7 separate regions of the Mus musculus genome follow, and all the other regions are linked to region 6. The links are chromatin loops, found by intact Hi-C in ENCODE. Cell type or tissue: left cerebral cortex. All regions are shown on one strand. Each heading gives the region's core, and the rest is flanking DNA. Links, peaks and the distances in the headings are about the cores only. Region 1 overlaps Nebl (nebulette). Region 2 has its middle 160 kb from the start of H2al2a. Region 3 has its middle 110 kb from the start of Mir6419. Region 4 has its middle 81 kb from the start of Mir6419. Region 5 has its middle 160 kb from the start of H2al2a. Region 6 has its middle 170 kb from the start of Mir6419. Region 7 has its middle 95 kb from the start of Mir6419.

What was found. Peaks named below come from ENCODE experiments on the same cell type or tissue, not always from the same donor. Only the 100,000 strongest peaks of a DNase experiment are listed, where the experiment ranks them.
Region 1: it touches region 6 in a loop (4-fold over the local background); 5 of 42 quality-filtered maps call a loop at or near these places.
Region 2: it touches region 6 in a loop (4-fold over the local background); 8 of 42 quality-filtered maps call a loop at or near these places.
Region 3: it touches region 6 in a loop (5-fold over the local background); 3 of 42 quality-filtered maps call a loop at or near these places.
Region 4: a loop joins it to region 6, with 5 times the contacts of the local background. A loop is called at or near these places in 9 of 42 quality-filtered maps.
Region 5: it touches region 6 in a loop (4-fold over the local background); 8 of 42 quality-filtered maps call a loop at or near these places.
Region 7: a loop joins it to region 6, with 3.0 times the contacts of the local background. A loop is called at or near these places in 9 of 42 quality-filtered maps.

What each region holds. Positions count from the first base shown.
Region 1 is chr2:17,424,516-17,429,060 of GRCm38, forward strand. It overlaps Nebl (nebulette), which reads right to left. Exons shown (of 26, transcript NM_001362722.1): 9 at 6-119. Among named protein-coding and RNA genes, the nearest start is that of Nebl, 36 kb to the right of the region's middle. In left cerebral cortex, for the core only: a CTCF peak has its summit at 2,126; a DNase peak (open chromatin) is centred at 2,062.
Region 2 is chr2:17,834,167-17,838,711 of GRCm38, forward strand. No RefSeq gene overlaps it. Among named protein-coding and RNA genes, the nearest start is that of H2al2a, 160 kb to the right of the region's middle. In left cerebral cortex, for the core only: no CTCF peak of the experiment used is centred there; no DNase peak of the experiment used is centred there.
Region 3 is chr2:17,666,706-17,671,250 of GRCm38, forward strand. It overlaps a transcript of Nebl not described here. Among named protein-coding and RNA genes, the nearest start is that of Mir6419, 110 kb to the left of the region's middle. In left cerebral cortex, for the core only: no CTCF peak of the experiment used is centred there; DNase peaks (open chromatin) are centred at 2,572 and 3,524; H3K4me3 peaks cover 443 bases; H3K27ac peaks cover 590 bases.
Region 4 is chr2:17,642,482-17,647,026 of GRCm38, forward strand. It overlaps a transcript of Nebl not described here. Among named protein-coding and RNA genes, the nearest start is that of Mir6419, 81 kb to the left of the region's middle. In left cerebral cortex, for the core only: CTCF peaks have their summits at 1,604 and 2,313 (motif pointing right); DNase peaks (open chromatin) are centred at 1,625 and 2,332.
Region 5 is chr2:17,839,379-17,843,923 of GRCm38, forward strand. No RefSeq gene overlaps it. Among named protein-coding and RNA genes, the nearest start is that of H2al2a, 160 kb to the right of the region's middle. In left cerebral cortex, for the core only: a CTCF peak has its summit at 2,797; DNase peaks (open chromatin) are centred at 1,924 and 2,800.
Region 6 is chr2:17,729,527-17,734,071 of GRCm38, forward strand. It overlaps a transcript of Nebl not described here. Among named protein-coding and RNA genes, the nearest start is that of Mir6419, 170 kb to the left of the region's middle. In left cerebral cortex, for the core only: CTCF peaks have their summits at 951 and 2,219 (motif pointing left); DNase peaks (open chromatin) are centred at 510, 960, 1,325, 1,579 and 1 more place; H3K4me3 peaks cover 2,094 bases; H3K27ac peaks cover 2,070 bases.
Region 7 is chr2:17,656,217-17,660,761 of GRCm38, forward strand. It overlaps a transcript of Nebl not described here. Among named protein-coding and RNA genes, the nearest start is that of Mir6419, 95 kb to the left of the region's middle. In left cerebral cortex, for the core only: no CTCF peak of the experiment used is centred there; DNase peaks (open chromatin) are centred at 2,196, 2,441 and 2,454; H3K4me3 peaks cover 257 bases.

The sequences.
Region 1 (4,545 bases), core at 309-4,308, 310 kb before region 6:
CTTACATCACTGGCCAGGACAGCAGCGAACTGGTGTTGCCTAAAAAACGCACTTCCCAGAGGGTTGTAATGGTGGCTTTTTTCCTTCATTTCATTATCAAATTTTTCTTTATATTTAACCTATCATAAAGAAAAAGGACAAACTAAATGAAATCACATATTTTAGTGGAAAAGCAAGAAATTGGGTTTTTTAAAAAGAGATCAAGTAAAAGCTACCTTTCAAATGAATCATTGCAGAATTTAAATTCCTGATATTCATCCCCTTCCATAAAGCTTAATGAGGCATTTAGAAATTTTTAATAAGCTGCTTGAATATTGGTCATGAATGTCATTAGGCATGAGCTCAAATTCTCCACTCATGAGAATTATGCATTTATAATATAAAAAAAATTTACAGGTCAGTTTCCATTTCTGTATCCCTGTAACCCAGGATCAGTTCAAACTGAGAGCACACACTTCTTAAGGTCTGACTCACTTACGAAATGTGTCCTTGGAACCAAAAATTGAATGGGTTTTCCTGGGGGAATTATCCCAAATACAGATATCCACATATAATTTGTTCAAAGATTCCCTTTTAAAACCGTGTTTTTGGCAACATCCATATCTCTATTGCTTATAATCTAATTTTTAGAAAATATATTTTCTACAATGTTCTACATCTGCTTCCTGGAATTTTTAGGGTTTTTTGTTTTGGTTTGGTTTGGTTTTTGATTTTGATTTTTGTCTTGCTTTAACTTCTCAATTTATCCAAGAGAAGAAGTATGTTTAATATTCAGTCTAAATCTTTTCTTCTTTATATATAAGGAAAAAAATGAAAATACTGTCAACTTAGAGTTTTTCCTTCATAGTTAAAAAAACATATAGACACATGTTATAGACTGGAATGTAGACAAATTCTCTCCCCGAGCAGATACATGATTAACATCCCAGCTACTTGCATCTCACGCCTTGATGCGTACTGACAAAGATGGATGTACATATCTCAAAAGCAAAGTGAAACCATTTTGGTCTCTCGAGCTACCTCTACAATCTTACAGTATTTTAAAATATTGTAAAAAATATTTTTATTTTGTTATAATAAATATTCTAATAAAGCTCATTTATCCACATGCCTTAAGGCTCTGCCTTGCTGAGTTCCTTATTAAACAGAATTTGAAATGGCCGTTGTCATGGTCCTGCTTGGTGCGACTGATGGTCTTCTTCAGGGGTACTTGCCAGGTGTCTTGAGAGCAAGCTAGTGAAGTTTTGGTGGGAAAACAGCACAGAAGAACTATCTTCTGTGTGTTCAACTTGAAAATAATGTCCTGATATTCATGCTGCCAGACACATTCATTTTAAATAATAAAGAATTACTATAATGGGAAGATGATTTTTCTCAATTATTATTTTGCATTCTGAGATCAGAGATGAGCGCAGACATAGGAAATGTTTAGATTTTCTTCACTACTTTCATCAGCCTCACTTAGGGATCTTTCCTATTCAGCCATGTTCACACATTCATATCTATGTCCACGTCCACGTCCACTTTCCCCTGTCCAAGCCAAACCTCCTTGTGCTCAGTCACTTTACAGGGACTGTTCTTGGGCCGGAGCTGTGAAACTCTAACCAACAGACAGGCTGTACTGTGCTGATTGGCACCAAATGTCAAACCCTATCCTCTCACCTCAGCCAATGTGTGTCTCAGTTCCATAAGAAAGAAAGGTTCTTCAACTTCTGCCCCCAGAGAACCTGTCTGAGTGTTCTCTGTTACTAAGATGAACTACACCAGCAACCAAAGCAAGGAAGTGGAGAAGGAATTTATTTTGGCTCACAGTTTCAAGTTACAGTCCACAGAGGCAGCACTAGAGACAGCTACTCAGGTATCATCCAAGGGACACCAGCAGAGAGCAAAGAATAAAGCCTGTAGCTTGATTGGCTTTCTCCATTTTATACAGTCCTAGAACCTCTGCTCAGAGACTGGTCTTAAGCCACAATCATGATGGGTCTCTCCAACATCAAGTAACATAACCGAAAATTCTCACACAGGCATGCCCAGAGACTCATCTCACACGTGATTCTAGACCCTGTCAAGTTGAGAATTAACCAGAACCACCACAGCCCACTTCCTACTGTGTGTGTAGACTAGAGGCTGTCAGCACAATTGCACCAGATGTAAAGACAGTGTGTAGGCTGGCGTGAGAACTAAAACTGGAGGTTTTCTCTTCTAAGAACATACATATTTCTGAGGAATAATTATCAATCTCCTGCCCATAAGATTCAGATAATTATATTGAATGTAAAAATGAGAAAAAGTGCTGTAAGCTTAGTTTCCTTCTAATCTTTGGTTGTCTGAGTGATGTGGTGTAAAAAGATGTGCAGGAAACCAAACATAAGAGTTTCTATCGAAAATTAACTTACATTAAATAATTATACAAAAATACATTAACCAAACACTGATATGATCTTGCCTCATGCCTTCTCTAAGTATTGCACATACATGAATAAAGAGAATCAAATATGGCTGGTATGGGTCAAGTCTCTCACCTTCCGGCTGTCTCCCTCACTAACGCAACAGACATGTTCAACATTCTGCTCCGTTTTCAATCCACAGTTCACTGTCTGCTTCCCTATTCACACTCACATCTCCCAAGACATCCCTGTGAAGCCTTGGATGTCTTTGCTTATCCAAGCATGGAACAAAGCATATACCTGCCAGTTTTAAGACCATCGGGGAAAGGGAGAGAGAAGTGTTAATATTGAGATAAAATGTGACTCCTTTTACCTAGGTCCATTGTTTTAGAAGTAAATGAAGTTCTATAAGTAAGTCATAAAGTGACTTCATTTACATTATGAATGGTACACATAGAGCTCTGACACCCATCACTTTCTAATAAATAAATAGAACAATTATGTAAAATCAAACTCCTAACTATTTTCTAAAGAATTTTGACCATAACTAGACTTTAGGGAGTCCCCACTGTGTCTGCTCAACTATGAAGACAGAATTTAAACTAATTCTCTAAATGCCTCTAAACAGAGCAATGCAACCAGGACATGGGACACATGAGTTTTCAGCACTCAGTGCCTGGCTCCCTGCAGTAACACTTATGCTTAGGCTCCGCAAAGTCAGCAAGGAGAGAGAATCATTTCTTCAGCATAGCTGAATCAAAGGTTAGGGGAACATGGAAAGTTTGAGGAGTGGACCTTAATTATCACTGAAAACAACATACCAAGTATCTAAAAATATCCATTCTTTCCAATCTTTGCTAAAACTGAACTACAGGTGATACACACACACACACACACACACACACATATATATATATATACACACACACACACACACACATATATTACAGTTTTATATAAAACTTGCCAAAGAAACAATCAGAATTTAGGTTGAATTTCACATAGAATGCCACCTGTGCCCTTCTCTTTTCTCTTTCCCTCCATCCCTCTCTTCCTACCTTCCTACCTTCTTTCCTCACTCATTTTGTTTTCCTTTTTATTTTCGGTCTGGGGGTAAACCCAGAGATTTACGTGTCCTTATTTTCTTTACAAGATAATATCATCCTGCCTTTGTATCAAATGTTAAGAATCCAAAGAAATTTTGTTAAAGCCATCCACATATTCATCAACAGCCTATTTTATTTTATTTTATGACCCTAAAAGCCCTGATCTAAGTCACTCAAGTCAATTTTTAACACACACACAGACACACACACACACACACGCACACACACATACACACACACACACACACACTCACACGTACCACATCACGAATTATCCAGAAATGAACAGAGAGATCCATTCACATTGGCAACTTGGGATATGACATTTAAGCTTATGCTTGGCAGTGTCAGAAGATTGGCAGAATGTGTGCTTGCCAGGAAGGGAGAACGGGAGCCTCTCCAAGCCAATTAATACCTTCTTCAGCTCAAGGACACTATTTATTACTACATTTTCCAGCAATCCATATTGGATCTCTTAAGTTTTAAGCTCATTCTTATCAATACAACAAATATTATTTTGCAATAAACATTAATTATTATACTATAACGTTTCACTGTTGTATAAAACTAGACCAAGGATTTAATCCTTTCACCCTGCCGACAAATTCCAAATATTAAATTCAGCTGATATAAGAACATAGCAACCAATTATCCTCATTTAGAACTTTTAAGTTAATGGTTTTGACAATCCACTTACATTTGAGTTGCACAGAAACTAATATTCCTGTCTTGGCACATGAAATTTTACTTTATTAATTTTTAAACAACTATAACATAATAGTATGTATCTTCCCAATTTTCAAAAAGAAAGTTGGGCTTGGAGAAATGGTTCAGTTTAAGAGTGAGTCCTGCTCATGCCAAGGACTAGAGTTTGGTTTCCAGCAACTATGTTAGATGACTTACAAACACCTCGAACTCTACTTACAGGTCTGGCCTCCTCTGGCACCTGCACTCACATGCACTCGTGCACATGCACAGGCACACACATGCACATGTACACATGTACATGCATGGTCATGCACATGCATGTAAATGTAGATCTTAAAGAAATT
Region 2 (4,545 bases), core at 338-4,337, 100 kb after region 6:
GCTCCCACAGTCTTGCTGTGAGTGTCAAACATTTAACATTGATTCTTCTTTCATTTCTGTATAATGATCTTAATCCTCCCCCACGGCAATTAAATGCCCTGAGCAGAATCAGCAAAAAGTCACATAAGCACTCAGGGCAGAAGGACAAGCAGAAACACAATGATGGATTAAACAGATCAGTGAATAAATAATGGATAGATGGATATGGAGAGAGAGAGAGAGAGAGAGAGAGAAATAGGTGGGTAGGTAGGCAGATACACAGACAATCTATGTAATATTATGGTGACTTATTTTGGGACATTGTAATTTTTACTGAGAGTTTTTTTTAAATTTGAATCACAGACCAGCAAGATAGCCGAGGTGCTTGCTGCTAACAGTGGAAGGAGAGCCTCACTTCACTAAGCTGATCTCTGATCTCCACCTATGCTGTGGCAAGATGAATCTGCTGTGCACACACACACACAATATTAATAAATTTAAATTCTTTAATCTTACCAAATAAAGCCATTGTGATTTTTTTTTAAATGAACGTTGAGCTTAATTTTAAAAACACAACCTCTTTTTTTGTTTGTTTGGTTTTTTTTTTTTTTTTTTTTTTTTTTGGTGTTTTGTTTTGTTTTTCGAGGCAGGGTTTCTCTGTATAGCTCTGGCTGTCCTGGAACTCACTTTGTAGACCAGGCTGGCCTCGAACTCAGAAATCTGCCTGCCTCTACCTCCCAAGTGCTGGGATTAAAGGCGTGCGCCACCACGCCTGGCTAAACACAACCTCTTTATATCAAATTATGCCAATAATGGCAAAAATTTCAGCCTCAATAGCAAAAATGTCAATGTTTTTATTCTCTTTTGAGATGGGATATGGCTATGTAACTTGGGGTAAACTTGACATTGTACTACTTCTGCCTCAGTCTCCCAAGTGCAGGGGTTATAATCATCTACCATCACATCTGCCTTCAAAATGTTGACTTTTAAAAAAAAGTTTCTTGAAATTCCAAAAATGAGATATTTTTTAAATAAAAAACTCTCATGAATTTTAAATGAAGAATGATTATATGAGTATGTGTCAATAAAGCAAGTTGTTTGGGGGTGCATGTGTTTGTGGGTACATTTATACATGTGTATCCATCATGTGATAGTTTTTATATGCTCTGCCCAGTAAGTGACACTATTAGAAGATGTGCCCTGTTGGAGTAGGTGTGGCCCTGTTGGAGTAGGTATGTCACTGTGGGTGTGGGCTTTAAGACCCTCATCCTAGCTGTCTAGTATTCTGCTAGCAGCCTTCAAATAAAGATGTAGAACTCTCAGCTCCTCCTGCACCATGCCTGCCTGGATGCTGCCACGTTCCCACCTTGATGATAATGGTCTGAATTTTGAACCTATAAACCAGCCCCCAGCTAAATGTTGTCCTTAAAAGAGTTGCCTTGGTCATGGTATCTGTTCACATCTGTAAAACCCTAACTAAGACACATTATGTGTATATGTGGAGGTCAGAGGTCAACACTGGATATTTTCCTCAGTTACTTTCCACGTTACACACAAAGTTTCTCACTAAACCCAGAGCTCACCGATATAGCTGGGGTGGCCAACCAGCAATCCCCAGGGATCCACCTGTCTCTTCTTCCCCATCAATGGAATCAAAGATGCACACTGCCACAGACAGCTTTTGCATGGTTGCTAGGAATAAAACTCAGATCTTTACAATCATGCAGTAAGGATTTTTTGCTCAGCTCTTTGAAATCATTTTATGTCTATCTAGAATGCATAGCAGTGAAATATTTAAAGACTCCATTAAATATCCATTGCCATTATTGATAAATGTAATATTTATGTGTCTTCTGATAATATGGACAGGTTTCTAAGCCAACTGGACTTTCTTGTGTATAAATTTTCAAAAGAATAATGGAATCTTTCATCCATAGAGCCTGTATGTTCTGTTAGCCAGGGCTGGTTTAGACATAACTTCTAGGATGTGCAGACCAAATAGACAAAGTTTTCCAACACATGTGAAGCAGGGGATCTGGGATCCCCTGTAGCTACATACAACAGGAACCCCATGAAGGACTCCACACACATATTCCTGACTGCCCAGTCCCATGGCTGGACCTTACTTCTTCGGAGTCTGCAACTTAAACAACGTGGCAGGGCTACTTATTCTGAACAAGCAATGACTCACTCTGTGGCCGGCTAGAGGTCAGCATTCTGATGGTGTACAATCTCCTTAGCTCACACAGTATGCTGTGGTATAACAGCACAGTGCCATAGTGGAGGTCTCTATCCAGACACTCATCATAGGACAATCTACCAAAGTCTGTTGCCCTACTTCCAACCACCAACGTGACAGTGATGGTGACTCCCCCTAGAACTCCAGGCCAGGCCATTTTAGGCCACACTGCAAGTCCAAGAGATTGGTACTCATGGACACTGGTGTAACTCATGAGAGGCACAAATGGGAATTAGAGCAGGAACGTTATGTCCAAAGGCCAGATATGAGAATCAGCTGTCTCTGTTGGGAATAGAGAAAAGCCCAAAAGAGTTGGGTAGAGATGCCAAATCTGAGAGAAGGAGATAGAAATGGGTAAGCGAAGACAACCAGAGTTGTGTTGTGAAAGCTAAGCCAAAGCACAGCTGGATTGAGTACAAGGGCCTCCTGAGCCTTGTATTCGAAGTATAAGCTGTGCTGTCTCACTGTTTGCTATGGTGGAACATCGCTGGGTGAGCTTGGGAGGGCATGTCCAAAGAACATTAGATTAGGAGGGAAAACAGAGTGATTGTGAGCAGCCGCATCCCATCATGCTAGGGCCCCTCCGATAAAACAGGAAAGGGAAAAAACAGGGGATATAATCTGTCTCTCCCTCCCTCCCTCACTTCCAGCTGCCATGATGAACTGATCCTCTGAAACTGTGGTCCCAAATAATGCTTTGGTCTCTTGCATTCTTTTTGTTCAGTTATTTTGTGATGGCAATGAAAAGTCTAAGGCAGGAAGTACTTGATGGCTAACCAATGTTGGTTGGTTGGTTGGTTGGTTGGTTGGTTGGTTGGTTGGTTTTTGTTTTATTTTGCTTTGTTTTTTTTTTCCTTTGCCACATTGATTTTAAGAGTACGTCTCAAGGGTGGGAGCAGGAGCCTACACTGGAGTTAGAGATTTATAACTTTGGTTTGGTGTTTGGGGAGGGACATGCCTTTGCTCATTGTCTTTGAGCATGGCTAGGAATGTATGCCACCCTAAAGGCAATAGTCATACCCCTTAAAACCAAGAGCAGAGCTAATCTTACAATAAATGACAGACCACGGAAGGCCAAGGAGGGAGAGAGAAAGCACGCCCAGCTTTCATAACCTCACGAGGTCCAGCCAGCCCTGCCTAGCCTTACTTCTGGGGTTTCCTAGGAAGGAAGTCAGTTTTGCTCCCTGATTGCTTAGCTGACTTGTTTAAGTTGCATTGAAACAGAAGCAGCCCTCGGAGACCAAGGCCCACAGGGAATGCTAATACTGAATAACGTCATCCAAGAATCCAGTCCAGACTTCTGCAGCCTCCCAAGCCTAGACAGGACAGTGCCAGCTAGGAGTCAGCCATCCAACCCTGATCAGCTTCAGAGCCACTTCCCAAAGGCCCGGAAGGTTCTGGAGGGTTCCCAGGGTCTGTAGTGTGCCAGCCTCACCGACAGGACCTACTGAGTCCAGTCAATCTCCTGGGCTCCTTCACTGCATTATTAAGTGTTTGACTGGCTTGTTTGCAGCCAAAAGCATTTACTTTTAATTTAGACAATTTCCCCCTTTTTAATTTTGCCTGCCTTTGAAATAGGTCTGCAGAGCGATGCTGTGTCACAGACTGCCCTTGATGTCTGTGTTCATTTGTTAGCATATTTGGCGTATCTGCAGCCAAGAAGCCGTAGGCACTGGATCGTTATGTTCCTCTGTTTTCCCTTTTCAAGGATTCTGTTAAAATCCATAATGTAACCAGACAAGCAGAACATTCAGGCATTCTTCTGAAAGTTAAGCCTTCTGCCTCTGCACCTCCAGTCAGTTCCTGCTTCGTACCTGGCGTCTCTGAAAGAGAAGAACGCTGCCCTTCCGTGTGCCCTCACTAAAGTCTCGGCCACACACAAGGCAGTACCTCCATTAGCCCAGAGCACTTTTCTTTGTTTTCCATCATGCTTCCAGGAGCAGCAAGCAACAAACAACAAACAAGCAACATGTGCAAAACATCAACAGATATCGTACGCTTCAAATCTCAGGGCAGCGGGGGAGGCTGCTGTGGGCAGGAAGCATGCCATTCAAGTTGGTACAGAGGGATAGTCAATTGCAATGATCGCTTTGATCTGCTGATCCCCTTATCGGATTCCTCTCTGCGATTCTGCTTATGGGGAGAGTTTTTTTCTCTCTCATCACTAATCATCTTGCAGGTCCTGGTTTATACCTATTAGACTAAACACACCCTGGGGAAGTAGTGGCTAACTCTGGTCTGTACACATCTGAGATGTCAAAGCGGCAGGAATCCACAGAGCTCCGGGCTTCTCTGATTAATGTCACCGACATGAAACATCCAAATTC
Region 3 (4,545 bases), core at 249-4,248, 63 kb before region 6:
ACCTCAAACAAAACCCATGGCTCTTTGCAATGAACATTTGCAAGTGAAGATGTGTGGACAGAGGGGCATACTTTGACATATTACAGCTTCTACTATGAAATGTTTTCTATGTTTTGTTTTGTTTATTTGTTTATTTGTTGGTTATTTGCGGAGTGGAGGTTGCATGGGCACAGAGCAGATAGGAAATAGAGAGATGAATGGGACTGGGGTACATGATGTGAAACTCACAAAAAAACAATTAACAGTTTTAAAAAAAAAGGTGACTTCTGTGGGGTGCATCCCTCCCTCAGCCTACCCCCAGTCACTGGGAGGCATGTAAACCAGCTAAGATGGATAACTAAGCACAGCATCAGATACAAGGTCTCTGCCTCAAAACAAGATGGAAGGAAAGACTCATAAATGATACCCTGTCATTGTGAAATACCTGTGCTATCTCTCTCTCTCTCTCTCTCTCTCTCTCTCTCTCTCTCTCTCTCTCACACACACACACACACACACACACACACACATCAATCTATTAAAGGGTGAAAACCTTAGTCAAGTATGGAATCTGAATAAAAATGAGGAAGGTATTAGAAGTTCTAAGACACTGAACACTTAGAAAACTTATAAAGTGACCTGGAGGTGAGAACACCCATTTAACAGATGGGTGCTTCCCTCACATTAACCTGTCTTTCCTTGTCTGCTCTGCCCCTTCACTTGGCCATCAAGCTCTGGGTGGATCCTTAGTCCTTCTCAGACTAAAGACACTCAATGGCAACAATATGCAAGCTATCCCTTTAAAACAAAAGAGTATTTCTCAGCTTATGTTCATTAAAATATACTTAACAGACATTTTTCCTAAGATTCCTCCACTTTGGCAATTTTCACCCTAACTTATTTGCTCCCAAATAAATTTGACAGTAATTACTCATCGCATTCTCACAATGCAGTGAATGAAACAGACCAAGTGACAATCATGTGCCTTCTGTTTCCAATAGCAAGAGGCTGGCCCTGGTTTCTACATTGCTTAAATGATTATATACGACGGTCAGGCTCTGGGCTCTGCTGAACTGCACTGGTTACATCATTCCCAAACAAAGATTTACAAATGAGCTCAAGCAACAAGAACACATGAGAAAGTTAAAAAGAAATGGGATCAGAAAGGCTAAGGCTGAGTGAGTCCCTGATGAAACTGGAATGGTAGCTGCCCAAAAGCAGGTGTTGCATTCCCAACACCTGAGATTTATTGGCGTTTCCCTGAAACAGGACAGGGGCCACTCAATGAAGGAAGACACTGGACTTTTTATGGCTGTTACTAGGCATATCTCCATGAGATTAATGGCACTTTAGTAAATACATTCACCTGTAACCACATTTTCCCCTTGGCTCACGGGTCTAGACAAGTGTCAAGTGCTAATTGAGAGCTCTACACAAAATGAACATCTGTGATATCTTTTGAATATCAGATTCTTCAGTAATCCTGGTAGCTACACACCTAAATACTTACATTGTAATGACAATTATATAAATGTAGACTGTTGTTGCAAAAAGCAGAAATCAGCAAGGGGGGAAAAAGGTCAGTTGAAAACTGGGGGGGGGGGGGGGAGTGGTGGCTGTGGGTTTATAACTCTGTAGGTTCCTCGCAGGTTAGAAGAGCAAGCCACAGCTGCTATACTAGCACATACTCACATGAGTGTCCTCACACACATTCAGGATATAGAGAAAAGGAAATCTTTCCATTTGTTCACAGACAATACAAACCCAGAGCTGTGGCTTTTCCCTCATTCTAGCTTAGGATTCTCAGGCACAGAGCAGGCGGTCAATAAATGTTTACTGAAAGAACCAGATTTAATCAGGAAACCCACTGGCACCTAATGACTATACAAGACAACTGCCCTTGGTTCCTACACAGGATGGTGGAAGAACTTTCCTACCATTAAGACTTAGTAAGAAGAAGCTCTCTGGACAGAATGCTAGCACTGAAATAATTTCCCATCTCTCCATTCCCCCTTACAGTAATTCCTTTCTTCCCAATCCATCCATGGAGACAAACTCAAGTCACCTAGCTCTTCAAGACTGTTACAGAAAAGCACAAGTATCCTACCACCAAAATTAAATGTATATGCAAATAATATTTGATAGAATCCCCTTGGGCTGCTTCCTCCAAACCCATCCCTTCCTCTCATCCACTGGTGATTTGAGGATTTGGCTTTCCCAGGCCAATTGCTTCATCAAAGTGGCACAATTCTGCCAATTCCATACATGCATCATAAAAGGGACCAATCACGTGACAAGAGCACACTGAACAAATTACTGAACTATAAAGCAAGGGTAAGGAATTGAGTGATCTTTGACCCTTAGCCCTCACATCCACAGGCTGCCTCTCTCCCTGCCTTTCCTCTTATCCTTCAGGTCCCTGTCCCACCCCACCCCCCACTCCACTCCCACCCCACCAAGTGCCAGCCTGTTCTGTCCCTTCACACCAGTCTGCCATCGCTATTCCTGCCATCTGGAGTCAGTTTTCAGTATCTCTGTCTCATCCACTCTCTGTCTATTTTAGAGTATCGTCTGAAAGCATATGTTCCCCCACAGCTACCCCTTTCAATTTCCTCTCTGCTTTTATTTATTTCATCCTCTGACTTCCTTTTGCTCTGAAAAACTCATCTGATTCATTTTAGAAAACTGCTCTGCAAAAGGCTGGGCCTGCCTGAGAGAGGAAAGACAGTGGCCTCCCTCCCTGAAAATAGATTACAAGCACTCAGCACATGGCCTCCATCTTTTCTCTTAGCAAGATGGATCAGGTCACTGGACAGTGACGTTGAAATGGTCCCTGAGGTTCCCAACCACTCACCAGCAAATCCAACAAAGAAGTGAACCTGGCCCCTTCTTGAATACCTTTATTATAAATACCAGAAACCCCTCCGCCAAAAAAGTTTTTTTAACACATTTTTATGTTATCAGTAAGAGAGTTTTTAAAATATTTTTTTAAAGTATCCTTCTATCCAATTTCCCTTCAAAGCATACCAACAGGAACTGTGAACTTAGCTTAGTAATCAACTGATGAACACAAAAGGTTGGGTTCAGGCCTCAGCACCAGAACAAAAAGGATGTGGGGTAAGGACCAACATCCCAATAGCCTGGGCTAGAAACAAAACAAAATCAAGCAAATGAAATAAAAAACAACAACCCCTCCCCCTCCCAAACACACAGGGAACAAATGTGTTTCAATACCTATTTATTCAATACTTCCCTTTCCAGCATGCCCAGCTATCTCAGTCAATGGATGGGCTCTGACTTTCCCTCATTATCCTAGGTGGTGGTGATTACGCCCTTTGAATTTGCCCCAGAAGCATTTATTAGTCATGCAAGGGAAGCGTGGACGACATGGCTCCAGACCGCTCTGCCATCCGCCTGCCTTTCTGCACGGTACCTCTGATGTTTCTTTCGCCTGACTTGCTTTTCCTTCTTTCTTTCCCCGCAGCCCAGCAAAGAAGCTTTTAAAAATGAGGATCTCTCTCTAACTCTGCCCCATTGTCAGCTCAGCCGCTGCTGCAGTTGTTCAGAGCTGGAAGAATCCATGTTGCTAAGCAACCGTTTAGCATCCCATGTAAAAGATAAAGAGCAAGATGCCTGGCTCTTAAGGACAAGGCATCCAGCTTCCCTGTGAACTCTGGGGGGGCCCAAGCTCCATGCACTGACGAAGGAATGTAGATTCTCTTAATATAGGGCTTGGAGAGAAGACTCCTGAAGTTGTCTTTCTTCTCCTTTAGATCTTTTTCTGGTTTTTCACCAAATTAAATATCACCCAATGGGCAAAGGAACAATGCATAAGTCCTTACCTTGGGTTTCCAGGACTGATTTTTGCCACTGATTTCCTATAAGGACAGAGCTGCTTTATTGCATATCCTTACATACCTCAGTTTCTTCTCTGTGAAAATACAGATCAGCTGCTTCAGAAAAATCATAAGAGATGGAGTTTCCAACAGCATATTAATGAGCAATGATTTAGTCACCATCAATGAAAGGTTAACAAATTCCCCATGACCTTCCTCTTTGGGTACCATTTGAAGGTTCCATTGCCATGGGCTTGCCTCACCAGGAACCCTCTGCAGTTCTCAAAGGTGATGATAACAGCCAAAGAAGCTATTTCCCAGGACATTAAAGCATCATCCCCATTTATAGACCTGAAGACAGCTTCTCTGTCACTTTCTGAAGAGAGTAATAAAGGGATGATAGGGTAGTGTTTTGCCATGCTCCTGGACATAGACTCCTGACACTAGGCCACAGCCCTCCATAGATCTGTGTCCTTCAGTCCCTTCAGGGCAACACCCCAAGCCCCTCAACAGGTAACGGACTTAACCACAGATCACATAGCCTCAAGACAGATCTCCATTTTAATGAGGTACCTAAAGGCCTGAAGGGCTTAGCCAATTAAGCTTTCCTTCCCAGACACTCCTCCCTGCAAAAGGTATTTGACCTCAAGTCCTCCCTGAGAAGTGGGGTATGGTTTCACTTGTCCACTTTCCACCATGACAATAAAACGCCTTAAAACCATGGACTGTC
Region 4 (4,545 bases), core at 329-4,328, 87 kb before region 6:
AGGGAAGCTGCCAGAAACCACAGGATTTTTCAAACTACAGTATCACCTTTCTCCATCACCAACCTGCCAACACTCTGATACCCTCATAAAACATTTGAAAATCACACATTTGATAAGAGATTAATATCCAGAATGCAAAGAGCTCCCACAGTTCAATAACAGAATAGCAAACATGCCAGTTTATAAGTGGGTAAAGACTTTGAACAAACATTTTTCCAAAGAGGATAAGCAACTGACCAATAAACTAAAAAAAAAGGGGGGTCCAAATCACTGATCATCAGAAAGATGCAAATCAAGATGCACCGTACTACTTCATGGCCGGTATTTTTTTAATGGTGTTAGTGGAAATGTGGGGACATTGGTATGTGTGGGTGTTCTATATAACCCAGAACTCCATGTCTGGATCTGTCCTGCCAAAAAGCAAAGTAGAAAATCAGATGTACACTCACAGTCACACTCCATTCATCAACAGCAGCCACAATGTCAGAGCAGGCGAGCTGACTACAGCAGAACAAATGGAGAAGCAAAATGTGGTGTGTACGCAAGGCTGAGTGGCACCTTTAGAAAGAGAGGAAGTTCAACACTCAAAAACACGTCAGCATGTTGAGAACGTTATACACAGTGAAATAAGCCAATCGCAATGGGAGAAGTACCATTTTATTTATGCATGTGAAGCACCTAGAGAGGTCAAATTCATAGACACTGTGGTGGTCATGGTCAGGGGAATAAGGAGTCAGTGTGCAATAAATAAATGCTGATTATCTAAACATTTGTGTAACATTTGTGGTTAAGAAGTGGATGGTCAGCATTCTGGCACTCCGCGGTGGTGGTGAGCGCACAGCCATTGGGTTTAGTTAGTAGCACATAGAACCCATTCTAAGTGAGCAAAGTAGTCGTATACTATCTCTATTTTTCATAATAAACATGATAGGTATAAAAAGTAGCCAACACAGATTTTAAAATTATCTACATTATAATATCTGATATTAAGGCCAGTGGTTGACATTTATATTGCCCCTGAACAATACTGGAGGGGGTAAATACCACTTTTCTTTATAAAATAAAAGGCAAGGGGGGCAGGGGAAAGGGCTCTGCTCTCACTCATCCCCAAAACTTCTCCAAAGCACAGTAAGTTTTAAGTTACTTTTGGCACCAAGAAGTAAAACTATGTGAATGTATGTATGCATGCATGCATGCATGCGTGTATATACATATACTTAAAACCATATTAGTCTTTTGTGGTTTGTCTATTTAATTTAGCCTTCTATCACTTTTACAATTTTAATTCTGTGTCGTTTTGATTTCATACTTTCTCTCACTCTATGCCTCATTCAGAAATCCTCTAACACTGGTCCCTCTACCATGTACCTGTGTGGCGGAGAAAGTCTCCTCCCTCTACATTAAGATTGTTAGATCTAAAATTGAGAGGGAAAACAGACTCAACAGATGTCTCAACGGTCCTGGCTATGGGCTCTCAGCATCATTAATGAGCTCAAGTAAAAGCTTCAGCCATTTGAAAAGCTGGACCGATAGGCCAAGCCCAACAATGATGCAGAGTGAAGGCAGCAGTAAGCACTATCCCTCAGTGCTATTCCGAAAACGAGCTTTGGGGGGCAGCGAGGCAGTAGGTACATAAAGAGAATACATTCTACTGGAAGGAAAGCACAACAGTCAAAACTCTACATTTATTCACTCTTTGTGCCCAGATTCAGTCCGCAAATAAACCCGGTGGCAAAAGCACAAAAATACAAGGATGGAATGGGATCTGGCATATCCTAAAATGTTTTATTACTTCCTGTTACTTATAGTATGGTTAATAGCAACCAACCACTATTGCTTTAATATTATTATAGGAGTTGTAATGAACAGTTTTGTAAGAGAAACAAATAATGGAAATAGGAGAAGTTAGAGTAAACGAGTGGTTTTCTTCCCTAGAGTCCTTCATACTCTCAATATGAGTCAGCAGTGTCTACAGAACTTATCATCCTGAACTCTTACCCAGGCTAATACACCTGGAAAACCTTCTCAGTTTCCAATGCACACAACTTCCTTCCTTCTGTTTCTATGAATGACCTGTACACACATGTCAAAGTCCTCCATTCCCATGACATAATCACTTGGGTAGGACTTCAAAGGTTTTGGATGCTGAAATTATCATGCACCTACACCTTGCATCCAGAAGTTTCATGTTCCAGATCATTCTCTATACATGCATCCAAGGCAAATACACTTGCTCTTGTTTTTAGAGGGAAAGAGATAAGGAGATGGGTCCTTGGACAAAGCTGAAGGCTGAGGCTAGTTCAGCTTGCTTCTGCCTCGGGCCACGTGGTGGCACTGTTGATTCCAGTTTGCTTCCTGCTGCCAATATGTCAATAGGCAACCTTAACAAGCATATGTGGCTCTTGCCCCATAAGAAACTTCATTAAGCCCTGGAAGCCTTAGAGAGATAACAAACACCTGTATCTCCATGACCTCCAGATCTGAATGGAAACCACCTGGGAAGACCCTCCTCTCCCCATGCCTCCTCCTTTCAGAACACCTCCTTGTTTTCTCTCAGTGCCCCTCAGCTTGCTTCCATGGAACCATGGACTCTAGTCAGAGCCTCCAATGATGTGTGGCACTCTGGTAAAGTACCTTGGGTGCTGCTCTGGCAGTGGTAACAATGGGGAAGGGACTGGGGAAGGAAATGGGATTTTTAGAAGTACCTATATGTTGATAATGTTTTTAATACAACAGAAAATTCAATGCACAGATTTTATTTGATAAATCTTCCAACATATCTGTGGGGAAAGTCCTATTTTGAAGCTAAGGAAAAGAAACTAAGGGTCTTGGGGGTTAAGTACTTCCTTAAAAGCAGGCCCCAGAATTTCTGGACCCAGGACTCTTATCCAAGTCCCCAACAGCACACCACCTTGTCACAGCCAATATTTAACAGGCTCCCAATGAAAATGCATCCAGAGGCCCAACACTGCTGAACAGCAATAGAAAAGAACAGGGCAGCCCGCCTGTCATGAGGGTGTGTGGCTCTTATGTTCACCTAACCCACTCTACATCTGCCCCATAAAACCCACCTACTGGTTTCATATTACATCATGTGTTCACTTTGATTCTCCTCCTTCAAAATGGTCAACATCATCTCTTTTAAAGGATTTCAGCTATATAAGAATTCAGAGGAAGCAAACCACACTGATGCACATCACTGTTTGGTCCCTTGTGCCTCCTGAGATAGCTCTACTTTCATTCAATATTGATTACTGCTTCTCTCTATAAAAAGGGAATATTACAGAGGACTTGAGCAATGACCATGAGTATATCAACAATTTTTCATTCTTGCAAGGAATGGCATGTACTGAGATTCCTCAGTACGAAAATCAGTGTTCTGTGATGTCTGAACAAACTCCAAACATTAATTATCACCAGTGAAATAAAAGACACAGGGAGGATATTGAAGACAGCTGTGAACTTACTATAAGCGTTTAGTTTATGGTGTCTTTTTTAAAAAATGGTTGATTGAAATGAATACCAAAGTTTTAAAGAAACACAGCACAGCTCACATATATACATGAGTTCTATTTATATTGACACATATATGCCTTACATATAAAACAAAAGAATGTCATCATTTCCTTACACAGACACTTTGGGTTAGTGTGTGTGTGTGTGTGTGTGTGTGTGTGTGTGTGAATACAGGTACTGAGGAGGCCAGAAGTGTAGGTTCTAGTGGGTTGTTGGCCTGATGCTGCTTATATTCTAATGCTAATACTGGTTCCTCAAGACTGGTTGCTCCAAAGAGAGTCAACACAGAGACACAATGCGACCTTGCCGCCAAATTATTTCTGATTGGTAAGTGAAGATGCAGACAGCCAATAGCTGGACAGAAGAGACATGGGTGGGGTAGAAACACCAGGTCAGGAATAAATATTTCTACAACAGATGGATCCCCTGGAGCTAAAGTTACAAATGGTCCTGGGGATAAATCTCAGGTCCTCTGGCAGAGCAGTAAGTACTCTTAACCACTGAACCATCTCTCCATCCCATATTATTTACATATTCTATGGTCTTGAGATTGCCAAAAACTCCACAAATTCCTCTTTTGACATTGCATTCAATGCCTGAGACATACATTTTTTTACTTTCCTATCTGTTGATAAATATTCATATCTGGGGGGTTGGATTTCAGTTAGGGGAACTGCTGCGTCAGTTGGGAGTAAAGCTACCACATGGGCTGGAGGAAACTGCTTGCTTCAAAGACAAGATTCATTCACTGAATTAGTCAAGTAACAGTGGTGCAGGACAATCTGGAGTTGGTCTCTCTCCCTAGGGTCCTGCAAGCAGATAGACAAGAGAAGACAAGCAGGTAAATGAATAAAGGCTTACAAAGAAAATGCTCCCAAGAAGATCTGGGCAACTCTGGCATCTCGGCAGCTGGGAGAAGCCATGATGAGCTTCTGGACTACCTTAAAGCAGAGAGTTTAAAAGCAGGCCCAGGAGGAGGTGGTGTCAAACCCATTTGAGCAACAGCAACTTCAGTATCTACAATGACCT
Region 5 (4,545 bases), core at 382-4,381, 110 kb after region 6:
CAGTTGGTTTAGAAAAAGACGAAGACGTTCTCTGCCCCTCGGCTGAGGACCCAGGCTGCATGAACCTCTGCTAGCTCCAGACTCAGTTGGCCCGAGGCCTGCTGTCCACAGGGCCTGGGAAGTGTGTTCCATCTACAAAAGTCCCTACCCCCATCCTTCGGTGCCAAGGCTGGAAACTCTGGGTGAAACAAAGGAAAGAGACAAACTGGGGCTTTGACTCACTCAAAGAATGGGCAGTCGGGCAGTGGGAGGGTTTACTCTCAGGAAGTGATCAGATTCAAGGTCATACTCCCAAACCCTCCCTCCAAGAAATGCTTCATTTTCCAGATAAAATTAGACTGTGTCAGAGCACACTGGATAAATTTAGGGTTCTACCCTGAGGCTTGGGTTGGGGACAGAGCTGGATTTAATAACATCTGTCATCCCTTCCAGACCCGTGATTCTGTGATAATTGGCTGGCGGGAGCACTGGTTTTCCAGGACACCCATGATTACAAGGCACTCTTTAAATGCACCGTGTAGACACTCCAAACAGCACAGTTGTAGATAATTACCCAGTTGGGAGTTTCTATATATGTAATAACTAACACAGGATAGGCTAGTCAGAGTCAGGGGGCCAGAAAGGTTCTCTGAAAAGGAGAAGTCAGTCCTCGGGGTCCTGAAGGAAGCACGTGAGTCTTCTACTTTGCTCTACTCTATCTACTGTGTGCACAGATGGAGTTCTGTGTCTGGGGTGCTCAAAGTCACAGTAACAAGCCCAAGGGTGGCCATAACAGCGCCAAACAGAGAGGAACACTGAGTTCTAGGCTTTATCCAAAGCTGAGCACCACTCATGCAAAAACCCACAGTGCTCCACAATGTGAAACAGGTTCAATGCCCGTGAGATATGACAAGTCTTCATTCAACACAAACCTTGTTTCAAGCTCAAACTTATTTAAAAATACTGTATTAATTTGCATCTGGATTATGTGCATAAAGTATATATGAAACATGAGTCTTAGGCTTAATGTCAAGTATCAGTCTCAAGCTATTTCCCTACATGTACGCAAACATTTCCTACTTCTGAAACACTCAGAACCTGACTTTTGGAAGATAAGAGTATCAGGTCAAAGCTGTAAGCACGTGAGTTGGGATCTGTGGTCATTTGAATGAAAATGGCCCAATCAAAGAAAACACATGGTGGGACTCATGGCTCTAGCTGCGTATGTAGCAGAGGATGGCCTAGTGCCAACCACAATTCAGCTTTAGTATTTAAAATGCACCCCTCTCACAGCTTGTGACCACTCAGAAGAGAATGATAACTACAAAATCAGGATGATGTCAACAAAAGTATGGGACAGATCTGGAGGTAGTGTACAACTTGTAATGTGCTCAGAAAAATTAAGACTTAAGACGCTATATCCAAGTTTATGATAGTTTACATGGTGTGTAGACTATAACTACTCGGTGGATTTTAGTTACCATATCTGATCAATTTTAGATCTTAAACATAGTTCAGTGGTAGGACACTTGGCTAGCATGTAATGTGCCTGAGTTCAGTCCTTAACACTGAAACAATAGTGACAATGACAATAATAATAATATCTTGCCACATCTACTCAGGAGATTAAAGCAAGAAAATTACATCAGCCCTGGAGTTCAAGGTCAGCTTGGGCAATAAGGTGACTCTGCCACTCAATATGGTAATAGTAACAATAATAACGATAACCGTAATAGCATTAAAAGTCTATTTTGGTCACTGTGAGATCTGAATGTCTCATGAGAATGCAAAAAAAGCAATTCTTCCTGGGAGCAACAGAAATAAGGGTGTTTGTGACTTGTCCCATCTCCCTCTGGACAGGCCTCTCCTGAAGGCATTTCTAGTAGAATGTCAGTTTGGCGCCTCTGAGAGGGCACAGCTGTGTGGAGGCACACAGTAAGACAGACAACTCCAACTGCTGTCTCAGGCAGGGCTGGACTGAAGCCAACAGGCCTACCTCCCTGAGATGAGAACAAGAAACAAGAATGCCTGTGACAGCCATCTCCTGAGTTTCACGGAGATGAGATCTTCAGGATAAAACCTTGCAAGAGCTCTGAGATTCTTGGGAGCACAATGAATGGAGTTGCTTTCATCTTCCTTATCCTCTAAAGAGTGGGTGTTTAATATTCCAAAGCAGGCCAATTTGTCAAACAAAATAATAAATGCTTATGGTTGGAAATACCCAGCCACACCAGAACATTTTACTTCAAAGGTTAGATGTTCCTTTATTATCAAAGATTACTAATATCAACACTTGAGGTAAGAACCCACAGCTCATTAATGCTGCATATAATTGCACCAAGCTGTCCACACTAGCTTTTTCCGCTGGGCTAAATCTGTTGTTTATCAAGACTCACTGAAGAGAATATATTTGCATATTTTAGTGAGAGTAAATGTCTAATAGAGTAAAAAGTTTACCTCTAAGGTAGCGGTCTTCTCTTCCAGCTTTGGTCTCCAGGTATAGATCTGTGCCATCTTCTATTAATTTCCAGTCTGACTTGCACAGAGCAAACACTACAAGGAGAGGGAGACTTGGCTTTGGAAATGAATCAACGAAGAGAATTTACTTAAGACAAATTTGAGTCTTTCTTTGTTCTCCAATTCTCCATAGCTAATAGGCATGAACTCTGTGCAAAATTACAGTAAGAAAATTGTTGTCTGAAATAATTAAAGTGTTTTTCAAGGCATTATCTCAAATTTACAACAATTATACCATCCTCCCCAAAGTCAAACCATCTAGAATTCCACTGAATAGTGGCATCATCTGGTGGACACCAGCGATACTGCAGCCCCCATCCAAGTTTGTTGTCAGCCTTCCATGGGAAATGCTAATTTCCTAAGGAATCTGTAAGCCATCGAAATAAATTCCGTTAACCATACTGAAGTGAGCCTCAGGTTTCCAAATTATTACAGTTCATATAGATAAACCTTACCCACTAATTGAACTTTCCTAGACATTCCTAATTATTCTGTGTACAAATTTTATTTCACCCCAAAAGGTCATGAGCTACCTGAGATCCAGGCTTTCAACTTTTTCTTACCCTTTAGACTTCCAACTTGATCCATGGGTTCTTGGTTTCAACTTGGCAGGGGCTGGATATATAAAGAAAGAGAGTATGCTCCTAAAAGTATGCAGAATGTGTAAGTCTGCATAACATTTATTTACTTTGGGAGAAATTATAAATGAGTGTAGCTGTTATGGGAAACCATGCTTTGGGCTAGAAAGAGTACATCCATACCTCTTTGTGTGACTATATGTATGTGAGGCTAGAGGAGTAAGATCAGATCTCTCTGGAGCCAGGATGTTGAGAACCAAACTCAGGGCCTCTACAAGAGCAGTGCACATTCTTAACCCCTGAGTGCTCTCTTTCTTTCTCTCTCTCTCTCTCTCTTTCTCTCTCTCTCTGTTGCCCATGGCTTAGTTTTAAAAACCATAGTTTGAAACCAATTAATACTGTCCATGTAGTGTTAAGACCATTTGCTGCTCTTGCTCATGATGCTGATTCAATTCCAAGCACTAAGTGATGGGTCACAGCCATCTGTAACTCCACTGGCAGGGGATAGGACACCCTCTTCTGGCCTCCATTGGCACCAGACACAAACAAAGTATATATATGCAGACAAACATCATAGATATAAAATAAATAAATCCTGGGGAAGGGGAGGGTGTCTCTCTTGCTTATTTTGGAAACTATGCTTCTGTGTGGACGAGTCAGTTGCAGATAGATTCTCCAAGCTCTTCCTGGACTTTCGTGGGTGTAGAACCTCAGCTAACCTTTCCGTACTTGGCCCTCCCACCTTGGTGATCTCTTTGTAGTGACAAGCATAAAAGCATCCTACCACAGGACCCATGCCTCATACTCGGCAGCTTCTCTCAACAGGCCCACTCAGTGAGGAGCTCAGTGCGTGAGTGACACCCACCTTCTCCAGTCAAGGATCAGTTCTAAGGGACATCCTCTTCCACATCTTCACAGATGCTGTGGAACCTGCTCATTAGTTTCTCTAGAACATGTCCCAAACACAAACAAGATGAATTTGTGTCCTCAAAATTTGCAGGTAGGTATTTGAAACCCCAAAAGACAGAGCCCTGTTGCATTCTGGGTAACCAGTGAGGTTTGATGGACCTGACACCTCATGCTTGACTAGCTGTCCTGTCTTCAGGTCCCCAACGCTCTTTCATTAAGCCTCACTGGTCCTCCACCACCAAACCTTCCAAAACATGATGTGTTTGGAAGGTTCTAGAGCCTTCTGCAAAATCCAAACTCTATCTTTGTTATTAGGCGGACCAAGATTCTTATGTGCTGTGTTTAGCCCAATTGATGCTATGTCATTAGAGTCAGGGTGCAGGTCCTACCTGCTCCTGGCAGCACCAGGCCAGTGTGCCCAACATTTGAGTTTCCTTGGAAGGGATGTCTAAGGATGCCCAAAGGTCTTACTCTGGACTGGCTGTACTTCAAGTTCCTCTCATGACAGTCACACAGTCGTGCCTGGTGGATGCTCAGCCTCTTTTTGTTGGTGCAACCCTGG
Region 6 (4,545 bases), core at 299-4,298:
GACCGGGCAGAGAAGACAGTCCATTTGATAATACTACCAGGAATGACTGTAGGTAGTAGCACTAGTTTATCTATTTTTGATTCAGTAAAGAAATCAGATGGCTATTAAAGTTGAGTTTTAAATTAATCCCGCCACTATAGACTCACAATGGAAGAAATGTCAAGGATCTATGAATATCACAGCCAAAAAGGAACCTTGAGCTCAGTTAATGGAAAAATGGAGCTGGTGGTGTGGCTTTAAATAAAGAGTTCTCTTTCCAAATGTTGTTTGTAGGATTTACACACACGTGTGTCCACCGGAAGTCAGACAACTCCAGTAGCAGGGGTGAACTATTTAAGTACCCTAGTCCTCATCCCCACAGCTTCCTCTAAATTGCTGAATGTCGTCCCTGTCTGGGATGAAGGCTTACTCTACAGTGGCATTTGTAAAACCAAACGCAAATTTCACTGAGACCGCCTACGGCTGGTTTCAATTGTCAGTCACCCGGGATCACTGTGGCTCTGTCTCCCAGGCTGTTCAACTCTATCCACACCCAGGAAGGGCAAAGATGCAGCGACCCAGCTAAAGCCACTTCCTCTGGAATTTACCCTGGTGGAACAGGGTACCCTGAGCCCGCCGGTGGGTCAGCTAGCTACACCGGACTGGGTCTCTCCTAGAGGTTTTATTCTTAGCACTGCGGCAGCGGCCACCCTTCAACATATTAATTGCTATGCTCCTTTTCCTGAAGCCTCTGTTTCCAGAACTTCTGGGGACTGGGTGAAGGTGTCAAGCAAGGTCCGTGCAGTGGGGAGGGAGGGACAGACTGGACGGGGGAGGGGGCGCGGCTTGTCAAACTGCACCCCACACACACACACACACACACCCCGTTCCCAGCCTGGCTTCTGGGTGACTCAGCCGGCTGCTGCTGGGTGCTCAGCCTAGCTCCTGTGTTCTCAGCCTGGTCCCTGGGTGGCTCAGCCTAGCTATTAGGTTCCCATCCTGGCTCCTCGGTGCCTGGGCTGCCATGCGTCCTTCAAGGAAGCTGTGTGGATGTCGCGCACCCTACACCCAGGAAAAAAACATTTCCCAGTTCCAAAACCCTTATCATCTAATCGTGGAGATCTCAGACACAACGGCTGGGATCTTCCTTCGAGCATCCTCTCCCTGTGACAAGACCCACGAAACATACCAACCCACTCATCTTTCCAACCCAGGTGCCAAAACTTCTTGGAACAGGTGCAGCGGGAGCCCGACAGGTCCGGGCTGGCCAGGCGCCCCCTTGCTCACCTTATCTAGACAGTTGACTTTCTCTGTGGGATACACCACTTTTCCGCAGCGGGCGCACTGGGGATTCATTGTCGCGGTTCCCGCGGGCGGTGGCTGTTGCTGCAGCGGGAACTAGGGGCTCCGAGGAGCCGCTGTGACATCCCCCGAAGAGCCCCGCGCCACCTCGGGGCAGGGAGAAGGGCTTCAGGCGCTGTCAAACTGGCCTGGAGAGGTGCAAGGGGGCAGGCCGCGCTCGGCGACGCTGGCACTAGGCTCCGGCTTGGGCTGTGCGCCGCTGGCTCTGCGTCGCTAGCGCTCCAGGTACCGGTGACTCACAAGCACTCGCGCCCGCCCCTTGCGCTCGCTCACTCGCTCCCCCGCCGCCGCCGCCGCCGCCGCCGTCGCCGCGCAGGCCAAACCCACCAGCGCGCGCCTACCCAAAGGGCAGAAAACCAGCCTGTCTGGCACCAAGGGACAGAGGACGGCGCGGGGGGGAGGGAAGACTAGGGACCCGGAGAACTCCACACGCAGCCACCCATGAGGCCTGGGGAGCCGACACCCACGGCCACAGCAGTCCGGGGCTCCCAGGTGGGCGTCAGCGACAAAGGGAGCCAGGCGGAGGAGGTCAGAACTGGGGTGACGGGAGCTCGGGAAAAGCTCAAACCCGCACACTTCCAGGCCCCTTCCTCTCTCCCCTCCTCTCACTCCAGGGTGATGTCCCTGACACCCAGAGGTCGGCCAAGGATGTGCCTAAGCTCCTCCTACGTCTCAAGGGTCCAGCTCTGCATGGTAGCGCACAGCACACTGGTCAAGATTGCGAAGAGCCTTTCTGTGCCTTGAACAAAAGACGCTTGACCTGGAACTGGGAGGTTCACAGAAACCGATAGACTCAAGTCCCCCATACACCCCTTTGGGCCACCTAGCTTCCACCACTACCCGGCAGAGAAAATGAGTAGCGTGCCTGCCTGAATTCCTGGATAAGGAAGCTTTCTTGGTGCCCCCTAGTCGCCGCACTTTTTATACCCATCGCTGGAGAGCTACTGGTCATTGCAGGCCAGAATCAAATCTCTCTTGGTTAATACAGTCGGTGTTCGCTTTAAGTGGGTGTATTCAGAATATTCTTTTGCAATTAAGTACCACAAAGATCTGCGAAAAGTTCTCTTGCACCAGGAGAAGCAATTACAAACCCATCATCCAAACCAGAAGAGCCAGAAAATCAAGCAAAGGGTAGGATGGACTGGGACAAACCAGCAAGGTTCTCCGTTTTAATAATAACATCGGGGTTATTGGTTTCGTTTATGAAAGGCAAACAAATGGAACCATGTTAACTGTATTTTGTGCCTGACCCTGCCACCCTGCCACTTACTGGTTTTGTGACCTTCTGCCAATGCTTAGCCTCTCTTTTACTCAATCTTTTCATCTTCAGAATGGGGCTGACAACGGAGTTACGAAACAGCTCTGACCCTTCTGGAGGGAGGGTTAAGTGAGTCTGCGGTAAGTAAGCGCTTCAACCTCCCTGGCCTCTCTGTAAGCTAATCAAATCGGCTAGGATTATCATAAATTGGTTGTAACAAACACATTCCTTTTCTAGCAAGAGGATTAAGTCATGCCACTTAGCAACTTCTGTGACAAACATTTCTGTCAGTTCAAGAAAAACCATAGCTGCAGTTCTTCCGGAGACAACTGTTCGTTGCCAGGCCTCTCAGGCAGGCTGTGCCATGAAGGCACAGAATAATGCTGGGCTGTTTGGCTTTTCAAAGAGGTAACTTCTTCAAACATAGTCACCAAATCCAGTGGCTCTGAACCACTCACCTCTATGTCCACAACTCCACCTTCAAAGCAAATAAAAGGATAATTTGCTATCTGAGAGAAGCATGAATCCTTAAAATCACATCAAAGGTGACTATTGGCAAAAAGCGGTATGTGTGAAATCTCCTGAGGGAGGCAATCTTTACCACTTCCTTTTAATCATTTACAATTTTTGGAAGTGTAGTCATAAAATGTAGTCTAAATACTTTACTCTTACTTAACTGCTAAGCACAGAATTCATGTGTAAAGTGATAGTTGGTTTCCCTATAAATTGTATATTTTCTTACAAATCAGCCACCCATCACAGTGATTGACACACAGCAAGTAGTAATTAACTGTTGACTGAACGCATGCATGAAACAAGCGCACACCTTAAAACTGAAATTAACTGTGGAGTGTTACTCTTCGAAGGGGAAACAATGACTCCTGGCACTGTTTCCTGGCCAATTCTGTTCCTCCGATTCTTTGTTTTCTGTATCAAGCCAGTTTCTAAGTTTCTTGATACCATATTAAGAGAACTCTAATACCATCTGTCTCTAAAAGGACATATTTATTTCCAAAATCAAGGTCTTGGTGCTTTGGCTGGAACCTGTCCTCTGGCCCAGCCTTGTTCCTTCAAGCAGATAAAATGATTTAATTATTCCACCAAAAAGACCTCTGTCCTCATGTCTTTTTTACTTGACCAGTCAAGAAATTCTGCCTTGTGGGACTATATCCCAGTACAAACACATTTAGTTCTTTCAGCTGGCATGGCCACAGAGGTAAAATAATAATAATAATAATAATAATAATAATAATACAGTAGTAATAATAGCAATAATAATGTACCATTATTAGTCATCTTTATATTTAAAAAAAGGTTCTGTACTTAGAAGTCAGATTATTTCTTTAGATAAAATTCTCAGATCTGCTCATTTTTCCCTTAGAGTCTATTTATAGAAAATGTGTTATAGAAAATGATTATTTAAACTATATAAATTGAACATAAAATTCAAAAAATTTAAAAAGTAATTAATATTACCAAAGCTTTGACAAGCAGTGGCTTAGACATAACTGTGGTGGATTGTCCTACTCCCAAGAACAGAACACCTAATGTGAGGAGCCCAAAAACGATAACCCTAATTCCTGTTTTATATATTATTCTCTTTTTACTGGCATGTCAGTGTCCTGCACCAACATGCCATGACATAGCAGCAAACTTCAGCTAATGAAAAAAAAAAATCTCTTGCTGAATGACAAGACTCACCAAAATAAGTCCCAAGTTCCTACACCCCAAGGCATCTATGAATACTGTGCCTCAGTGGTGAAGTGAGTCCCCCCGGAAACCTTTGCCCCTTTGGAAGGAGAAGACAGAAAGTTAGGATGAATGTCAACCTCTTGTTCCTGCCCTTCTGGGTTAGAGACCCTAAAAATAAAGAACAAGACAAGGCCATTTGAGTCAGGCAAAATAATATCTCCTCACAAAACTGAAGGTTCCCTTCTGAAACCTCC
Region 7 (4,545 bases), core at 387-4,386, 73 kb before region 6:
TAGTAGAACAAAACCATTCTTTTTCATGGCCATGAGTGAGATAGAAGGTAAGAAATCGCCCCTCAGAGGGCAAGCTCCCAGCTACCTAACAACCTCTCACCAGCCCCATCCCTGAAAGTCTTCCTGACCTCCCAACAGCTACTCAGGCTCCAACACAAAAACCTTTAGGAGTCACAAAATAGAATTATCCTATTTGAAAATTTAGGTGTATCCTTTTTTAGCAGCTCATTTTTTTTTCTATTTATGAAAATCTTTGTAATAAGATAAGCCGTTCCTGTTGGGGTACCTTCATAATTAATCTTTTCCTCAATCAACTAAGTAAGTTGTCACTTTATAAACTCGCTGAGGTCACCTGGTATGAATACACCTAGAACTGTGTGCCAGAAATCCAAGTGTCCTCCCTGTGGCAAGATGTCATGAATTCTTGAACCCACTTCTTAAGTTTCTGCCTCTCCTCTGTTTTCAGGCTTGCTTTATTTTCCCCATTTGTTAGTAAAACTGCCTCTGATAGAGCACACAAGCACCCTATCCTAACTGACAGTCTTTAATCTGCTAAGCACAAAGGGGTTTGATAACTAAGAGTGTTCAACATGGGCGACTAAAACACACCAGTCTCTGGACTGGTGCCCACAGAGTAATGGCATGATGAGACTTCAGTATTTGGAATTCCACTGATAACTAATTCCACCTTTTGAGGTCTTGGAAATGGCTTCATGAGTCCTTTGGTGTGAAACCCTGGCCTCCACATGATTGAGATTTTATAAAACTTAAGTGCTTTAAATAGGATTTATCATATTCCATCGCTAAACTAAAACGACTCTCCTGGTTATGAAAGTCAGAAACTAGAAGTTCAAATTGAATTAAGTGGTTCTTGGTACACTCTGAAATAAGTGACTCAATTTTGTACTAATCTAATATTTGCAAAACAAAAGACAGCACTAAAGTACTCTCTGTACAAATTATGTATCCATCAAGATGGGTTCAGTTATGCTGTGAAAAGAAATCACCTCAGATGTTCTCTGACAAGAGGCCTTTCTCACTCAAATAGAAATATACCTAGAAGAGTTTATGTTCACCAATATATGGGGAAAAGTTCGTACTTTGGGACTTGATTTCCTATGTCAGTACTATGGGTTCTTGCGTCACCAAGGCAAGTCTCATGGACACTGTCGGAGTAGCTATGCAGGAAGGTGTACTTTCTCTGTAGAGAACAACACTGAAATATATGCGAAATCATGATGTAGTCTACTACAATTCCTATAAAAGGCAGGGTACAGTTATGGGTCATCCACAAAGAATAATAGTAGTACTCTCTTCCATCACGAATTGTGCCTCAGACTCTTACCCCAGTATTTCATCACCAATGGATGTGAGTGAGATAAAGCATGCCAGGCCTTTGTCAATGAGCCAATGGACCTAATCACTGAGGCTCGTTTAGGGAAAAGGAAGGCTCCATGCAAGAAGCGATCTCTGAGCTCAAGATGTATGTGAATGATGCAGCACATGAAGCACTTGTGACGCGATCATTGCAGGCTATCCTCATTGGGGAAGATGATGCCTGAGCCAGTGTAGTGCTGGACGTGGGGGAAGAAGTGAGACATCGGAGATGCTGAGGGGTCACTCTGAGCAAGCTCAGTTATGTGGAGCTGAAGAAAGAAACAAGAAAAGATGGCATTGGGCATTCTGTTTCAGCAGCCTCTGATGGTGCCAACCATCAGGAGGCAGAAGGACGGGGTCTACAGGTGACTTTGAGGTCAGGCCCAGGCATCTGAGTCTGAGTTGCCCATGGAAAGCATCGCTGGAGAGCAGACCTGGAGCTCAAAGAGAGCACTGAACTCATCGCCAGCTTAGAGTGGAAGCCTCATACTCCTACAGCTGTGGAAGTGCAGCCCATCAGGGGACTGGAATCAGGGAAGGGCTAGATGGTGTTATAACTGTGAGCAGAGGCAGCAACAAGGCAATTTCAGATGGATATGGGGAACCACCGTAAGGAAGACTGAAGAGCCAAAAAAAGACTGAGTCCTGCTTACCGACAAAAGGAGAATTTGAGTTTAAATAAAAGATCCCGGATGGAGCCAAGCAGATCAGCACTGCTTTGGTGAATGGAAGTTTGCACAGAAGTGAGGCAAAGTCAGCTGCTCCCTCCGATGCTCCACTGCTCAGAGGGAGGAGCACTTCCTCCTCCTCCTCTACCCCCTCCTCCTCCCCCACCAGATACACATCAAATGCTCCCCAGGATAAAAAAAGTTCCCACTCAGAGCTGAACCAGAATGGGCATGAATGAGTTTTTCTAAAACCTAATTTTATGGCTCTGAGAGTTAAAATTAACCTGTTGTTGCTTTGTGCCTTCTTTCGAGTTTAAAAAATGATTGCACGTCATCTTTTATAGCACGGCCGATATGAAAAGCATGCACACTGTCTTACAACACTGAGACCTCTCAAATTCCTGTTTCCAGCCAGTTCCACGGTCCACGTTCCAGATGCCCCAACCACAGTACAAATTGAACCTGGCTAGAGCTATCCTCTGCAGATTCCCTGCATACACTGGGAAATGGAATTTCTTTTTCAGCCAAGCCATACTGTACTTAAGCTGCTCAGGAGTTACAGGCTTCACAGTGATTTGCTTACAAAATAGTGCTTATCACCCCAAGCATCTACCCAAACGTGGGTCTTTACTGCAAATAAAAGTGCATTTCTATTTTTGAAAAGCATAAATTCATGACCTTTTCTTTCTTTGTATCTTTCTCTAAGCTATCAGAATGGGATTTTATAGTGAAACAAATTAGTCACTCTTACCATTTCTTCTCATTTTAGTGCTTACCTCCCTCCCTGGCTTGTTTTAGACAAAGCTACAGGGGCCAAAGGCCAGCTTGTAGGACTTAGAAGGCTGAGTGATCTTCCTGTTATTTAATAATGGCCACAAGCTAAAAGAGTAATGTCGCTGGGGCAGACATATAGCATGTTGTTGTACTCACTAAGGATCACTTAATTTCTATTTGTGATTGAACCTCAGTTTTACCACACTCTTAAATAAACAAGAGTCCCGTCTTATCTGTGGGGGATACATTCCATGACCCCAGTGTGTGTCTGAAACTTCAGATCGTGAAAATCCTATATTCACTATTTTTCCTATAGCTAACACAACTATGATGGTGTTTAATTTACATACTGAGGACAGTAAAAGTTTACACAACAATTGTAACAGTATATCATAATAAAATTCTCCGTGTCACACTGTGGTTTAGGACATTACTAGGGATAACAAAGGTCACTTGAACACAAGCGCTAGCACATGACGGCAGCTGGCCTGATAGATGACAAGCCACTAAATGACACCTGTGTAGGGAGCATATACTGTGGAGATAGGCTAGACAGGGGGATGATTTTCAGCCTAAGCAGGCTCATACAGGACAGGGAAAGCTCTTATTTACCTGGAAGCACTGCAATCTAAAATCCTAAGAATTATTTATTTCTGGACTTTTCCACCTAGTAGTTTCAGACCTTTGCGGATTAAAGGTAGCTAAAACCATGAGAAGCAAATCCACATATAATGGGGACACAAGTGCCCACAGGCGAATGGCTGCACATCTCCTCAGATGCCACACGATAAAAAAATCAATCCTGTCCCTCTTTCGTCTCAAAAGAAGTATCTGTGTTTGTGCATGTATAGGGGTGTGTGTGTGTTTGAGTATGTAGTGGTTTTGTGTGTGTGTGTGTGTGTGTGTGTGTGTGTGTGTGTGTTTTCTACTCCAGTGCCCCAACACTATATGCCACGTTCATCCCAACTAAAAATCGAAGCATAGACTTGCTTCCTTCCTCTCTTCTACACCCCAAAACCAGTTCCATCTTCTAACTCTCTCAAGCTTAGCCATGTATGTCCTCCCCTCTCACACCCTGGATTCAGCTGCTATCATTTCTCTGCTGAGTTACCTAGCATAGTGCTGGCTGGATACAAGGAAACAAGTTGGTACTTTACAACTGGCTAAGAAGCCTTTAAATATCTATATATGTGGGCTAGGATGCAGCTCAGCGGTAGTGGGAGTGCTTAACATTCCTGAGGCCCTAGGTACAGTCTCAAGTTCTTTTTAAAAAGTTATTAAATTAAATTAAAACATAAAAATAAGTCCACGCATGTACGTCTATTGCTACTGAAGGGCGTGGTCCCTTACAGTGGCTCAGTTTTAACCTTTCTTATGAGAATACAAACATGTAGTGGTTTTAATATACCTGCAACATTTATGCAACATAAATGAAAACACAGACACAAAATATAAAGGATCTTACCTATTTATATTTTTTCTGTTGGACTGAATAAAGTATAAGGCTAGCATGCAGCCTGCAGTGTTAACCCAAACAAAACTTTTCACTTCTTCATCCAGTTAACTAACAGGTACCTTCAACTTCTCTGAAAGACTTCCCAAATTCAGTCGCTGATCGCCATCTCGCCAGCTGAGATTCCTCTCTCATTCTTGAACTGTGACTAAGAATTCAAGTCTTTTCACATCTAGTATTTGCTAATGATATTTTCATCCATAACAAATTTCA